2 separate regions of the Homo sapiens genome follow, and region 2 is linked to region 1. Evidence: chromatin loops called from intact Hi-C (ENCODE). Cell type or tissue: psoas muscle. All regions are shown on one strand.

Region 1 (8,000 bases):
AAAACAGTGTACACAGAAATAACAAGAATGGGAGTTTTCACATTGCCTTAGCATATCAAGTATGTATTAATAATAAAATTAATTCTCTTACTTTTGAGACAAGATCTTACATTATTGCCCAGGCTGGAGTGCAGTGGTATAATCAGGGCTCACAGCAGCCTCAACATCCTAAGCTTAAGTAATCCTCCCATCTCAGCCTCCCAAGTAGCTGGGACTACAGATGTGAACCATCACACCTAACTAATTTTTTTATTTTTATGTTTTGTAGAGATAGGGTCTCACTATGTTGTCCAGGCTGGTCTTGAATTCCTGAGCTCAAGCACAATCCTCCTGCCTCAGCCTCCCACATGTGGGGATTACAAGTGTGCACCACTGCACCTAGCCTAATTCCGTTTTAGAATGCGTATACACCTGTGCATGAGCTGTTTCCTCTGGTAAACTCTATATAAAGCTAACAGTCACAGATTAATGTGTGTACTAATTCCTCTTTTAGACGAATCTTTATTAAACCATGTTTGAGAGAACAGTTAGAGCTTAGCTGAGAAAGCAAGGAGCAAAAAGAGAAACTGAGTCCCAGTCTCCGCTCCTTGGGCTAGAGCTGTGGCACCTGCTAGAGACATTTTCTTGAGAATTCCACTTAGTGTCTGTCCCTCCCTTCATCTCCTGAGACTTCATTCTTTTTCCCCAGTTCTCTAAGTTCACAAGGACCCCTCTCTGCTTTTTCTTTATCCCTGTTCTAGTTATAACCTCCAAAGGAGAGGAGCAGACTGTGGTACTAAGAGCAGCAGACTTGGGGAAAAAGCGGGTGAAAGATAAGAGAAAGCATATTTTATTTTCCTCCACGAAACCAGTATCTGCAGTTATACGTAAATGCAGGGAAAACCGTTTAAACTGTAGTTACTTACATGTAACTGAAATAAAAGTTTCAAATTATTCAAACATAGTTGAGCGCTATGGTTCTAGGAACTAACACAGTGACTTACGTCCTTTCAATGAAAAACAAAATGGGCAAATAATGTATATTTCCATAATTTCAATCACTACCAAATATATTTACATTTCTTCCTTCACAAATTTAGCAAATTTGACTGCAAAACATTGAAATACTCATTATATATCTTAAAGCTTCAAAAATCAGTGTTTCCTAAGATATACCCTGTACTTTGTGCTTTCTTATTTAAGGTCCAATCTTTGGCCTGAGCTTCACTGCTTCTTTTTGCCTCATGAGGAGATCTAGCTCAATAACCACATTCTCTGAATTTTCATTTTCTATACTCATTATACCTCTCGATTCAGTCTAGCAAACATCTGTGTTATGTTATGTCAACAAGTATCCTTGCTGTGCAGGGCATCATGCTAAATGCTATAGGAGACGGAAAGATGCTCCTGTCCTTTGGAGGAACTAATAAGAAGTACAAACATATGTAAAGATAACCATGTATAATATTCATGAGTGCTACAAAATACATAGAAATGGAGTCATGGAAACAGTCTGGTAAGAGATTAATTCATTGCAGAGGCAGTGATACTTGAAGTGGGCCTTGAAGCATTGGTAAGATTTTAACATCTAAAAGTTTTCATTAATTTTTATGAGTATCTCTTACTTATTCATATATTTATTTATTTTTGAGACAGAGTCTCGCTGTTGTCCAGGCTAGAGTGCAATGGTGTGATCTCGGATCACTACAACCTCTGCTTCCAGGGCTTAAGCAATTCTCCTGCCTCAGCCTCCACAGTAGCTGGGACTACAGGCGTGCACCACCATGCCAGGCTAATTTTTGTATTTTTAGTACAGACAGGGTTTCACCATGTTGACCAGGCTGGTATCAAACTCGTGGCCTCAAGTGATCCGCCTGCCTTGGCCTCCCAAAGTGCTGGGATTACAGGTGTGAGCCACTGTGCCCGGCCATAATTTTTCTGAGTATCTCTTATAGATTATTTATTTCCTACATGGTAGGCTCAGAAAACAATTAGCAATAAAACCATTTTATGTAATAGGAAAATTAAATGGAAATTTGTTCAAGATAAATCCTACAGGCCAGCCTAATATATCTTACAGCATAAGAGTATGTGCATAAAAGTAGGGATAAAATTAGAAAAGTCAGTCTATTCCTGCAACAAACATTCATTGAACAAGTTGTGTTAGCAGAATGCAGAGAGGATAGTGACAAAGTCTCCAACGAGAAAGAGCAAGAAAACAAGGAAGAAAGTCCCAGTTAAACACAGGGTGTGTGGGAGTGGGGGAGTTGGAGGGGGTGCAGTCCCAGGGGACAAAAATATCCTGATATTGCCTAAAACTCATTTGGCAAGAGCAGACTAAAGAATTCCAAGAGTGTTGATGAGAGAAGGAAAATAAGAGTGAAGAAAACATGAGAATAGGTAAAAAGGCAGAACACCAAGGAAGGGATATAAGAGAGGGACATAAGCAAAACATGGCATCAATAGGCAGAGTGGGCCTTACTGGACTGCAAAAAAGAGGCAAAGGCTATGGCGGGAAGAATACAAGCTAAAGGACTGGTAGGGAATATGAGGAATACAAAACACAATGAAATCAGAGATGAGGTTAGAAGGAACGGGAAGGAAACAGAGCTGAGGGGGAAAAATCACATACAGCAAAACCACAAGGAAACGTTATTTAAAATAATCTGTGTGTTATAAGTGCAAACATATAGCACTTTGAAGAAGTAAACAATCAGACTAATTGGGTCATTTTAAAGATAAGCAGCAGCAATCAAAGGAATAAGATAGCTTTCATAAAAGTAAGTAAAAATGAAAACAACCTTGCCTAAGAGTGGGGTCAGGTAAGCCAATTTTAGCCATTACAGAGAACTGAATGGATCAGGAAAAACATAAGCACCATTGGTTAGTCTTAAAAATTACAACATTACAAAATTGGTGAGGTTTTTCAAAGGATCACTAAACTTTTAAATAAATGATACCCAGTTACAACCCTCAGAATTTACAGTGTTCCCTTCATGCCAAGTTTATTTTCATAAAGAACCTATTGATAAAGGAATCACAAGAGCAATGGTGACCCCAATAACTCTCAGTGTTTTTCCCATGGTGATCACCAGGCTTGCAAGTGCTTTAAAAACCCTGAAAGGCTCAAGAAATTGAAAAAATGTTAAACAACAATCATCTGAACCTGAGGTTGTTTTCAGTTGAACTTCATTTATAGTCATATATTCAGTGCCTTATCTACCCTTTTCATAGTTCAGTTGGCAAAAGGCCCTTACAATCCCTCTATTGGTTTTTAGAATATGGTAAGAAAAGTGCTAAAAATTATGCAACCTATATAATAAAAAATAACATAACTCATTACTTGGTTAATTCATAAATGCTGCTTAGGCAACAAAGAATGTAGTACATTGTACATTGATTTATATTTGATTTCACCAGTTTCTGGCAAATTATTATTTGATGTTTACCAGTGGTTGCCACAGATTCAAAAGGACATGAACTCTTTCATAACACACAGGAGACAACTGAGACTGCGAGTGATTACCAGGCTCTCCCCACCCTCGTAATGACCACTTTCAAAGTATCATATACTAATTCGATTCACTTCAGGAAAGATTTTCTTGACCTTCTACCACATACCTTGTCCCACGGGAGAGATAAGTCTATAAAGAAGAAAGAGACACTGCAACAGCAAAGGGGTGGGGGCCTAATGGAGCACGCAGGAGGTCTGGCCTGGATCTGCCTCTACCAACATGTATTCCTCTGGGTTATGTAGAGCCTTATGTATGGAACATAACTCTTTAGAGTAGAGCCTTATGTATGGAACATAACTCTTATGTATGGAATGCTCCCCCCTCTTGCTGGGGATTCAAAAATTAGAAGGCCAACCCTCTACTCTGAAGGAGTTGATAGGCTTATAAGCCTATAAATAGAGGGTTGGTCTTCTAATTTTTGAGTCTCCAGCAAAAGGGGTATCATATATTAATACTCAACACACATTTGCTGATGAAGGTGTGAATCAAAGGATAAAAGAACATGTCTGAGTGTCGATAGCTCATGACAGTGTCAAGACTAGGTACTCACGCTGTGTTCAGTAACACTAGCAATTTTACTTTTACCTATACAAATGATAGGTTTCTTTTTTTAAAACACATCAGGTAAAAGAATAAATACATTCAAGTTACTATAAAAACTCCTAATCATCCATTTTGCTGTCAAGAATCTCAGTTAGAGCCTTCTTACCAGCAAAGGAGGGTGAGAAAGGATCTATGACTTTGTATCTTGTGAGCCAAGCTTTATGTTACACTGACATGCAGAGAGATCCAATTAGTGCTTTCTGCCATCAGATGGCACACTGGCCCACAGCACTGTAATTCTACGCCACTGTCCAAATTTTCTGACCTTCAAAGAGAGACGAAGGAAATTAATATGTGTTGACCTGAGAGCACTGAGGGGCTGGGGTCTTTGCATGTATTATTTTACTCAGTCCTACAAAAAAGTCTTCTCACTATTGGTCATTGTTCTCATTTCATATACAAAAAACTCAGGCTAGTAAAAGCTAACTATAACTCCCCTCTAGTTACAGAGCAGGTACTGGCAGGGACAGACTTGAATCTAGGTTTGCTGGACTCAGAAGCCAATTCTCTTGGTATCTCTCTGGACTACAGCAACATATGGTTCACTTTCGGAGCCCACAGCTCTTGATGTGAGCTGCAGTTCTGAGGGTCCTACCCTACAACTGTCATGTGATTACACCATACTGAAAAAGTGCACTGGGGGTCTCATAAGAATATTTTCTGCCATAAGAGGAAAGTTATTTACCCCTTGTTGCAGCCTTTATCATGGACATGAAAATGCTAAAAAATATTTAGGGTCTTCTAATCAGTAACTTCTATTGTGAAAGACAGGAAAAACTGGCTCTTTCCCAAACGATGTTGCTGGAGTTGTATAAATTCTACTGGCATCAACAAGAGAAGCAACAAACTGGTTTATAGAAAAGTCCAGAAAATATACTTCTCCTTTTGAAATTTAAAAACTTCCTCCAGGCCGGACGTGGTGGCTCTTGCCTGTAATCCCAGCACTTTGGGAGGCTGAGGCGGGCAGATCACGAGGTCAAGAGATTGAGATCATCCTGGCCAACATGGTGAAACCCCATCTCTACTAAAAACACAAAAATTATTTGGGCGTGGTGACGTGCGCCTGTAGTCCCAGCTACTCAGGAGGCTAAGGCAGGAGAATCGCTTGAACCCAGGAGGCAGAGGTTGCAGTGAGCCAAAATTGTGCCACTGACCTCCAGCCTGGTGACAGAGTGAGACTCTGTCTCAAAAAAAACAAAAACAAACAAACAAAAAAAACTTCCTCCATTGGCACACAATGCAACTGCTTCCCTGTCTTGTACATGTGGAGATGTGATAAAGTAACTTCAGTGACAGTCAAATGTACTGTTACCTTAAAAAGTGCGATGCTTTCTTGCATAATTCCTATCAATGTTCTATTTCACATATGTGATACATTATAAAATACATTTATCTTTCACAGAATTCATTCTAGAGGGAAAATATTAACATGTTAGTTTTATTCAAAGAATGATTTTGCAATATGTGTTTAAAAAGACAATTAAAAACAAATGAAATTTTATACATCATTTGTTTTGTAATTAACATATGACTAGAACAGTCTGGAAGCAATGTATTAAATAGAAATAGTTGAAAAATGTTTGCTTTATCTAAAGTGATATTGCAGGACAAGCCTGGGTGTGTGGCACAAATCATTTTGTTATATAAACTTCTCTGGCAGTTACAGGAATATAATTTTCTGGGGATATGCTAAACCAAGCCCACTGATAAGAGTAACAGACCAAAGGAAACACTGTAAAAACCCAGCTGTGTTATTCAACTTAGCTTTAAGCCAGTCTCTGCTGTCTTTTGTAGGACTTTATTTAATTGCTTCTGACTGTATAGGCTAGTAAAAATCAGGCTGTACAGAATTGAAAAAAAAATCTGATTAAATGGATCAGTTGTTTAGAGTCTACAGCAATCAAAATTCCCTGTGATTCACTTCTACAAATAATTACATGGATCTTCACAATAACCATATGGTCACTGCAAAAAGAAAATTCAGTCAAATCTGTTAATTCATTAAGTAAAATAGCCTCAACAGTCATTCTTGGCTCATCCGGTGGAATCTGGATGAAGGAGAGATGCACCTCTTTCCTGAATAAATCCAAGAGACAATCACAGATCAGTTTAACCAGGATAAAGAAATCATACAACTTTCAGGTACAAAGATGTTTTCTAAATAGTCACAGCCTTTTTTAAGGCAAGGGATGAGATACAGGGTTAAAAAAATGCTTCTATGATTGTACACAGATTTCAATAAATTCAAACTCTAATTTTATATACATCAACATAACTATACCAACTGAACACAATAACAGCAAAAAAATTCTCATAACATAATTTGTGCCATTACTTTACAATCATGTACAAAGGGAGTCACAATTCTTTTCTGAATGGGAATGTCGTTAGAGAGTCAAGTCCTCTAAACTCTCCAGCGGCACCACATTCTTATTCTGCATCTGTATTTCCTGTTTGCTAGTGGCAGAATACTAATTTCAACTAATTTAAATGAAAGCCCCACATAATGTAGCACTCTAATTTTATTTAAACAAAAACTAGAGATAAGCAGCAAGTAAGGGATGGCCCATGAGGCTGCTCAACCCCAGCTTTCTACCATGTAACAGAATTATTAGCTATGCATGGAAACCACTTTTTTTCTCTACTGTTAACTATTTTTTTCTCTAATGTTTTTGAATTCTGATCAGAGCCATTACTACTGTTTCTAACTTTGTACCCTCTTTTGCAAGCATTCACAAGCCCCTTATTAAAGCTCTGGGAAGGCTTCCTATCTGATGCTCTGCCAGACACTGTCCTTTTGGACACAATGCATTCAGGTTATTAGCTTGATGTGCATCATTCAGCAAGCTGTCTTACAATTTCACTGATCATCATCTAGTAAGACTGAATTGCTGCCTTGCCCATGGCTTTTAGATTTATATAATTAACCAAAATTAGCTCGATGTTTAAAACACAATGCCAGCCTACTCATTTATTTTTGGAAGAACACTTTAGTGAATACAATGAGTGGGCTGATTTGGAATTGCCAACTTAAACTGTCAAAGTTTTCCTATAAATTACTATACTTAAAAAATTCAAATTCTATTAAGGCAAATACCATTAAAAGAAAACTATTTGATAAAACAATCAGGTACCATATTATTTTCATTTTGGTTCACTATTACATTCAATCAAGTTCTAGTAGGAAATATGTCACACAATGCCTTGAGTGTGTATTGTAAATATTTTTTATATATAGTAACTCCTGGACAAGTATATAATAGTTTTTGGTTACATAACTCTAAAAAATATAGCATGAGCAAACTGTCTCGACTGCATCATTCAGAAGTTCTTAACGTCAGACAAAATAAAGGTGCCAACTACATGCTAAAGTAGATAGTAGATAATACCTACTGAAATACTTTTTAAAAACACTTATATCAAACTTACCCTCAAAATGATTCATGAAAACATTTAACTAACTATATTCTTCATAAAGAGACTGAAGAACAGAAAACCAAAATGATTTCCATAAAATCATTTCCATAAAAAAACAGTCTGCAAACAGCACATAGAAAATTAAAACCCAGCTCTCATTACTGCTGGCTATTTCTGGTCCCATTGATACCACGGTATAAGTGATACACATTTTAGAGGTCACTGGACCTTGTTTTGAATAATTTTAGGTAAATTCAAACTACTCTCTAGCTCCGTGTCTTTCTTGTAAGATTGTGACAATAATACCTACCTCATAAGGATCTAATACATGACTATTTTCTTATAAATTATGTGAGCAGCACAAAGCACAACTGATAGATGCTCTGTAAATGTTAGTTCACTCATAATTCATTTCTAAATTCATTCAGCCAGTACTAATTCTGCATGCCTAAATGCCAGGCACTGTTCTAGGCACCAGGGTGGAAA
Region 2 (8,000 bases), 130 kb after region 1:
GTTTAACTGCAGAAGCTTAAATCAAAGTTTAAAATACAGAAATAAAATTAAAATACAACCTGGTGTCTTGTGACCTATGTACAACGGCCAGGGACCTTTCACTATAACTCAAAGAAGCAGAATCCCTAAAAGAATGTATTTTTCTTACCTATCCGCAAGTTAACATGAACATCTTAGACTGAGAGGTGAAAAAAGGTCACTCCAAGCAGTGAGTATTTGTATACTGGCCATTCAGATTTCTTTCTTACCTAAAATAATTGAGGTAATAATGCTATAATTCATGTGCCCACACAGTACAAGAGTATCACACATCATTTGGCCAGGAGTAGTGACAAAAATATGCTTTACAGACTACTGTCAGGGTTCAGATACACAGAACACGTATAGTCACCAAAGACATAAGCCAAACTAAACCTTACGAGGAAACCTTAGATAATCTTCAGTACTCCGACCTTCAACTCAATGTCATCTTATACAATTTGGGAGACCTAAATTGCAGTTTCTTGCTATATTCCAACTACACATTTTTTAGTTGTAGCAAGAGCTTAATGTCTTTCATTTTGGCTGGTTGCATCAACTGCCCGTCCCCCACCCGCCCACCACCCACCACTGGCCCAAACAAAGAATCAAAGAAACTAGTTCTAGGTTCCAAACTATTTTTGTTTTGGGGCCCAGCAATTGGTAGCAAATCATCCTGGCTATAACCACATTTTGTTGTTGCTGTCACTTGGGGAAAAATTTCGAATACAGAAGAGGACAGGCAATAATATAGCATCTAACAAAATATCCATATACTTAATATTTAGATTTAAAAGATGTTAACATTTAATGAAATCCAAATCCAATTCAAATATTTTTCAAAATAAAATTAAAATATTACAGACAAGGGTAATGTGTTTGTTCCCCTGTCCCTCCCTCTCCAGGGTCAAGCACTAATTAAATTTTGCTTGATATCTTTGTTCTGTATTTTTATACTTCCATTATATGCACACATAAACAAATGGACATATTCTATGTGGTTTTAGATTTTTATATAAACGGCATCACAAGGTCTATATTGCTCGACACTGGTTTTTCTTTCTTTTTAATTCAACACAATGCTATTGAGATCTATCCTTAAACCTTCTGGACAGTGTCGTCCTACTCACATCATCTTCAGACAATGTCACATCAAAAGATACTTATGTAAGGTGCCATATGCATAGACAACCAGAGCAAGCTCTAAGATTAACTACTAAGCAGGCAAAATTTAGACTTCAGTGTTGCTAGAATAAATAGTTTTCCTTTATCTTGCTTCCTCTGCAACACATACCAAGATGAAGGAACTCCAGGCCTCCTCTTCCTCTCCTTCCACATTCTTCCCAAGTAAAGAACAAGAAAATCCACTTATAAAACTTAACGCTGCACATTTTAGGGAGACAGCATCAATTTAAAAAAGAGGGTTTCCGGGTTGGTCAGAGCTGGGCTATAACACATCCAGTTGTTGCATTTACTAATTGTGTCATCCTGGCCAAGCTACTCACCCTCTCAAAAGTGTAAGTTTCCTCATCAGCAAAGCAGGGTTATCACACCTGTCTCCTGGGGTCGCCATAGGGACTAATGCCTGGAAAGCACATCACGACTGAGACTCGGTGAACACAATAAACATCCAAGGCAGCACTGACCATTGCTGCACACAACCTCCGCTGCAGACATCAGTGGGTGGCTTTCATTCTTTGCAGGGAGGGGTGGGTGGAGCTGTGCCATTCTTACTGTTAGGAAAGCAATGTATCCCCTTAATCACTTATTTTCCTGGGACTGACTTATTCCTAAAATTACAGTGAAAATTGGTTAAATTTCAGAAGACTGAAACTATATTAGAATACATAAGTGAAGTAAAAAAAGATCAAGCTGGAATTCTAACTAGATTTTTGGCTAAGTATTCACAGTTTGGAGATTCAGATTTAGCCTTTCAATAATAAAATGCAGGCACTGTCTATTGGTAATTTAATTGGAAGAGAGATGCAGAAACAAGAGAAATGTGGAGAAGGAGTAAAAAAAAATGCTCCTTCCTTTATTAGGAACAAAAATTAGCTTCATCTAAGAGTCTTATAATGGCAACTTGAAATGTATTTTCAAAAACTCAACTGTCAGCACATTCTAGGCTTACATTCTTTTACTTATTTATATTTTCTAAAAGCACATAATTTTTATCTTTTAATCTGTGACTGAAATCTCCCTCTCTGACCCAGACCACAACACTGTGAATATGCACATACGTGCATACACAGGTGCACATGTGCGCACACACACACACACACACACCCCTTAGTTATGCTTCATCCCAAAAGGATGACTGAGTGTCCCATCACACCCCAGGTGACAAACTGTTGAGAGTTTAGAGCAGAAATACATATCACTTGAGCTTTTCCAGTCTGTGTGGCCTTGTATTTATTTTCAAAAGAAGTTTAAGACAGCAATCTCAATCTGCAATGAATAACTGATCAAAACTAGAAGCGTCCCCTATGTTATCTTTCCACACAAGCATAATATTTTCATAAATATTTGAACCTCAAAACCAAATAAGAAATAAACAGCCCCAACTTCTGTATTTTACCTAGTGTTTATTGAAAGCTTCTAAATAGCTATATAGCACTCACTCTTCGTAAGTCACAGGGTATAACTGTATTCTGTTCTTAGCCTCTTAAATATCATAGGGAATCATCCCTATCACTGTGAGGATTATTTTAGAGGATGGTGGTAGAAATGCATCATTTCCTAAAGTAACTACTATGTTTCCAAAAAATAAATTCTTTTATCCACTACTACATGAAAAGCTTTGAGACTTAAAGAAAAATAGAAATACAGCTGTAAGAATACATTGAAAAATGCCTTCATGAACTTAGAGTAGAGAGGGGTTTCTTAGGCAAGGGATATAAAGCACAAACCTTAAGCAGTAAAAATTGAAATTTTGATGACATCAAAATTTAAAGCATCTGTATGAAAAAGAACATTATAACAAAGTTAAAGCACAAGCAGTAGACTGGGAGAGCATATTTTCAACTCACATAACCAAAAGTTTAATGCGCAGATTAATACCTTTGACAAATCAATAAACAGACATTAACTCACAAGTAATATAGGTAAATAGGATATGAACAGCAATTTATAGAAGAGGAAACTCAGTCTGACAAACCTATGAAAATATGCCCAATTTTCCTGTAATGAGGAGATTCACATTTAAATTACAAATGATACACTACTTCCTACCCACAATACAAAGCGTAAGCAAGGATGTGGCAAATCAGTACCTTACACATACTGATGAGAACGTAAACTAGTACAAACATACTGGCTACTGGCAGGCATTATGCAAAGTTTATAAAATGCAAGATGTATACATTTCTTCATTACACAGAAATTCTACTTCTAATTATATATCCTAGAGAAATCTTTGCTCTTGGGTATAAGCAGACATTTACAAAATTTGTCTCTGCAGCACTACTTTTATCAGCAATAAAACTGGAAACAATCTAAATGTCCATTAATAGGGAACCAGATAAGCGATAGAATACTATCAGGCAATTACAGTAAAATAAACTACATCTAAATGTATCATCACACATAAAGCTCAAAAATCATTAGATGTTTTGCAAGGGTAAGATTCCATTTATGTAAAATTGCTAAATATACGCATACACCTATATATGCAGGATAAAAACATGGGCAGAAAATACAGATGACATTCTTGACTTGGACTGCTTCCGCAAAGACAGGGAGGAAGTGAAAAGGGTGGGGAAGGGATCCAAATCTGATTTGAACTTTGTAATATTCTGTCTCTCATTTAAAGAAAGATCTGAACCCAATGAAAAATTAACATTTGTTAACTCTGGGGAGCAAATTATGAGTACTATAATTTTGCTTTTGTTAATTAATTTAAAAATAATAAAGAGATAAATAAGGCATCATATGAAAATTCCTAACCACTGTCTAGATGATATGGCCTCTGTTCAGTTCAACTAATTCAACTTTCCAGTAGATAACTATAATCCACCTTGATTGTTACTGATCTCAAATAAATTGCATTTTGACCTTAATGTTATTTTTCAAAAAAAATACTCAAAAATTATTACCAGTTGGTCAGACTTAAATACATTAAAGACTTGTGGAAAATAATTTGTCACTTATACTGATGTTAGACGTGAGAGCTTCTGAAAGGAAATTTATGTGATAATTATTTTTCCTTTACCTTTTGCCTTATAAAATATTTAGTTTTTACTATAAAAATACTACTTAGCAATAACAGCTGAATAAATCATAAATGTAAATCTAGATAAGTCACTATTTCCATGTCCAGAGACTCCATGAATATTCAGTCAGCAGGCCAATTACAAACCATGAAGTTATTAACAGTATTAGGGTTATTAACAAAAGTATTTTTAAAACAGTTTTTCATGATATGCATAAATGCAAATCTTTAAAATATTTTGCAACTGATTTGCCTACAGAAAAATCTGTTAGGCTCAAAATTTCCAGTGATTCACCTAATACCAATTAATAAATAAAACTCCTCCTATTTACTCAGTTAACTTTGCCTTATCTCACTAAGTGAAAGGATCATTATGTAAGAACAGTGCAACTTAAAATAATAAACAGAAAAGAAAAGAAAAAGCAAAGGATTGTCGATCTAACCTAAGAACCTGAAAGAACCATTCTTACAGGATCGCAGGAACTGAAGGAGTCAAATTTCAGGCCTGATAGAATGATGGAGCAGGAGGAAAGATCATTAATATAGAGGAGAAATAAATGTTAGAAATAATGATTTTTATGTAGTATTTTTATTCTGCCCTAATAGCTCTTTAAAGTTGCTCTATTCGCTTAGGAAATAAACTATACTATGAAAAATGTATTTTATTCATCATGCTTGCTTTTCAGATTATTATAAACAAACAATTTCATTTGCTCTCAAGTGGTTTTAATAGATGTTACAACAAATGGCCCCATAACTTTAAAGAATCTAGAAGCAGGCAAAAACCTGCAAGAAAAAAAGCAGCATTCTCAGGGGGCATGTGCAGGGTCCATGCCTCCCTCCACCCGTCTGTCTAGGGCTGGTTTAGGAAGCAAGACAAATGTATCCATGAAGCCTAGATCCTAACTGAACAAAATGCTCATCAGCCCAGAACTCTCTACTTCTCTGTGAAAATGGTAGTGCCATCTGGAGGCAAAGATGATCTTGTTCTTACATGTGAGAGATTTATTACACTCTCAAATAAAATCATTACTGCTGCTCTTTTAATAATTTTTCGTCCTAGAAACAATACATTCTCATTGTAGAAAATTTGGTAAATACAAAAAGAAAAATAAACAAAGCAAGTAATCCTATTACTCATAGACAAACACCACTGATTTCGAGGCATTTTCTTCCACTAAGAAAAAAATACATGCATTTCTTCCCACTGAGAATAAAATATACACATACGTAACTGAGCAGACACAAATTCTGTCTATAGAGCTGCATATCATAATATTAAATATAAAAAATAAATTGTAATGATTTCCTATAAATTTTCTTCATAGACATAGCTGCATTTTTATATCATAATAAGAAAAAAATAAGTTTACCAAGATTTGGCTAATCGCCAATTCACTGGGAAAAAAGTTATTTAAATTTTTGTAAATTATGCTAAATTAACATCATCATACATAAATCTTTTTCCATATGTATAACAACTTCCTGATGACACACTCCTAGAAACTGGATCTTTTGAGGTATATAAAGACAATGATAATAATAATATAGCAAATACATTTATGTAGGACTTACTATGGGACAAGCACTTTTCTAAGCACTTTACATATTCTAACTAACTCAGTCCTTATAACAATACTGTTTGGTACATTCTATCATCTCCATTTTACAGATGAGAACACTGAGGCACCAAAAGGTTAATAAATAATTTGCCTAAGATCACACAGCTGATAAAGTGGTAAAACTGAGGACACCTGGCTGAAGAGTCCATGCTCTGGAATCAAGTTACACTACTTCTGATAGTGCATGCTGCCAAATTACTTGTGTCTCTTTCTACTCTCCACTGGATGCCATCCAAGAGCGATGGTCTCTATGCTCCCTATCCACCATTTGCTTTTTCTGAAAATCCAATTTAAAATGATACCAAATTGTTGCTTTCACTTCTATTTCTCTATTTAGTAGCATGATTAAACAGTTTAGAAGTTCATACACTCCATATGTATTTGCTTTTTTTTTCTTTTTTTTTGAGATGAAGTTTTGCTCTTGTTGCCCAGGCTGGAGTGCAATGGCACAATCTTGGCTCACTGCAACCTCTATCTCCTGGGTTCAAGTGATTCTCCTGCCTCAGCCTCCTGAGTAGCTGGGATAACAGGTGCCTGCCACCATGCCCAGCTAATTTTTTGTATTTTTAGTAGAGACGGGGTTTCACCATGTTGGCCAGGCTGGTCTCGAACTGCTGACCTCAGGTGATCCACCCGCCTCCGCCTCGCAAAGTGCTGGGATTACAGGCGTGAGCCACCGCACCTGGCCTGTATTTGTTTTTCTATGAGCTGCCTGTTCATGTCTTTTCCTTGTTTTTTCCCTCCTCTCTTGGAAGTCTTCATGGTCTTCTTATTGATAAGTATTAGCTCTTATTATGGAGATATCAACCTACTCATCATTTCCCAAATTTTGTCTTAATTTTGTTTGGCATATGGGAATTTTGAATTTTTATATAATCAAAATGTTCAGTGTATGTATGCATGTGTGTATGCATGCGTGCACACACGTACTTCCTTCTACCGCTCTCTTCTTATAAAGACTTATAATGACTTCTCTATCCAAGAGTCAGATATGTGTTCAACTCAGTGTTTTTCTCAATTGAGGTTCTCTTTAAACCATCTGGAAATTATCTAGTGTATGGTGTTGGCATTATATCTTAAGCATAGTGAGATTGTAAAGACTTGATACTATAGATGGTTTTATATAATATGTTTTTATCTTCATGCAGTTTTTAGACTAGATGGCAACATATGCTGACTTATTACAACAGAATTACTCAATCTGAGAGAAAGTTATAATCTAAGACACTTCTATTCTGGTTACAGGCACATCAAAAACATCTCAAACACGAAATTTATTCTTACCTTTAAAAACCCACAGAGCAAAAACTCTCATGGGCCTTTTCCCAAAACAATAATTCCAGCCCAGTGTTTAACAATAATATAAAATGAGCAGATTTTTCATAGCTGATTTAAATCCCTAACAGGGTTTCTTTTGTTTTCATTTCTGTTGTCCAAAGAAGATACTATATATTTTGCAATCACCTGCTTAACAGTGCTTATATTTGAATAGCATTATATATTTAGTGACGTTTAATGTGTGGGGAAGAGGGAGAGATTTCTGACATTTTTACTGGATTCTCAGGCTTTCCTCTAAAGCACAGGTCCCTATAATCAGAACACTAGACAACAGGGCATGATCAGTTTTGAGTTGTATGCCAAGTAATTTGTTAATAATATTGATGTTTGTGAATGACATACTGTTAAAACAGAAACACAGGAAGGGTCCATGATTCTTCCTATAATAAAGCCACTCTCGTTTACATTCTGATGGTGTTCACAAGTGAGAAAAGAGGCGGAGATGAAAACCATCACAGTACATCACTGTGCAGCCTATCTTATCTATGTTATAGTCCATAATAAGCAATTCTTACTGAGTCATATTTCTATGCTGAGTATTGATTTTTATGAATATCACAAAAACAAAACTTGTGCTATTTGCTTTACTGCCCACACACACATACCCACACAATGCTTTTCAATCAAACCACCATGGAGCATGTGATATATGTAAATGTTAATCTTCATTTGTATTGCTCTAAAAAAAGAGTTTAAAAATCACTAAGATATCTTCATGATAATCTCTATTTTTGAAGTTCAGAGAATACAGTTCTCAATTAAGTTCTCACAAAGAACTAGAAGAATTTCCTCTCTCTACAATAATGTTAGAG

Evidence for each region. A loop is a pair of places that touch in the nucleus more often than their neighbours do. Peaks named below come from ENCODE experiments on the same cell type or tissue, not always from the same donor. Only the 100,000 strongest peaks of a DNase experiment are listed, where the experiment ranks them.
Region 2: a loop joins it to region 1, with 2.0 times the contacts of the local background. A loop is called at or near these places in 9 of 110 quality-filtered maps.

The regions. Positions count from the first base shown.
Region 1 is chr4:148,280,422-148,288,421 of GRCh38, forward strand. All of the region lies in intron 2 of NR3C2 (nuclear receptor subfamily 3 group C member 2), which reads right to left. Among named protein-coding and RNA genes, the nearest start is that of NR3C2, 160 kb to the right of the region's middle. In psoas muscle, a CTCF peak has its summit at 4,315 (motif pointing right); no DNase peak of the experiment used is centred here; H3K27ac peaks cover 2,276 bases.
Region 2 is chr4:148,410,539-148,418,538 of GRCh38, forward strand. All of the region lies in intron 2 of NR3C2 (nuclear receptor subfamily 3 group C member 2), which reads right to left. Among named protein-coding and RNA genes, the nearest start is that of NR3C2, 28 kb to the right of the region's middle. In psoas muscle, no CTCF peak of the experiment used is centred here; no DNase peak of the experiment used is centred here.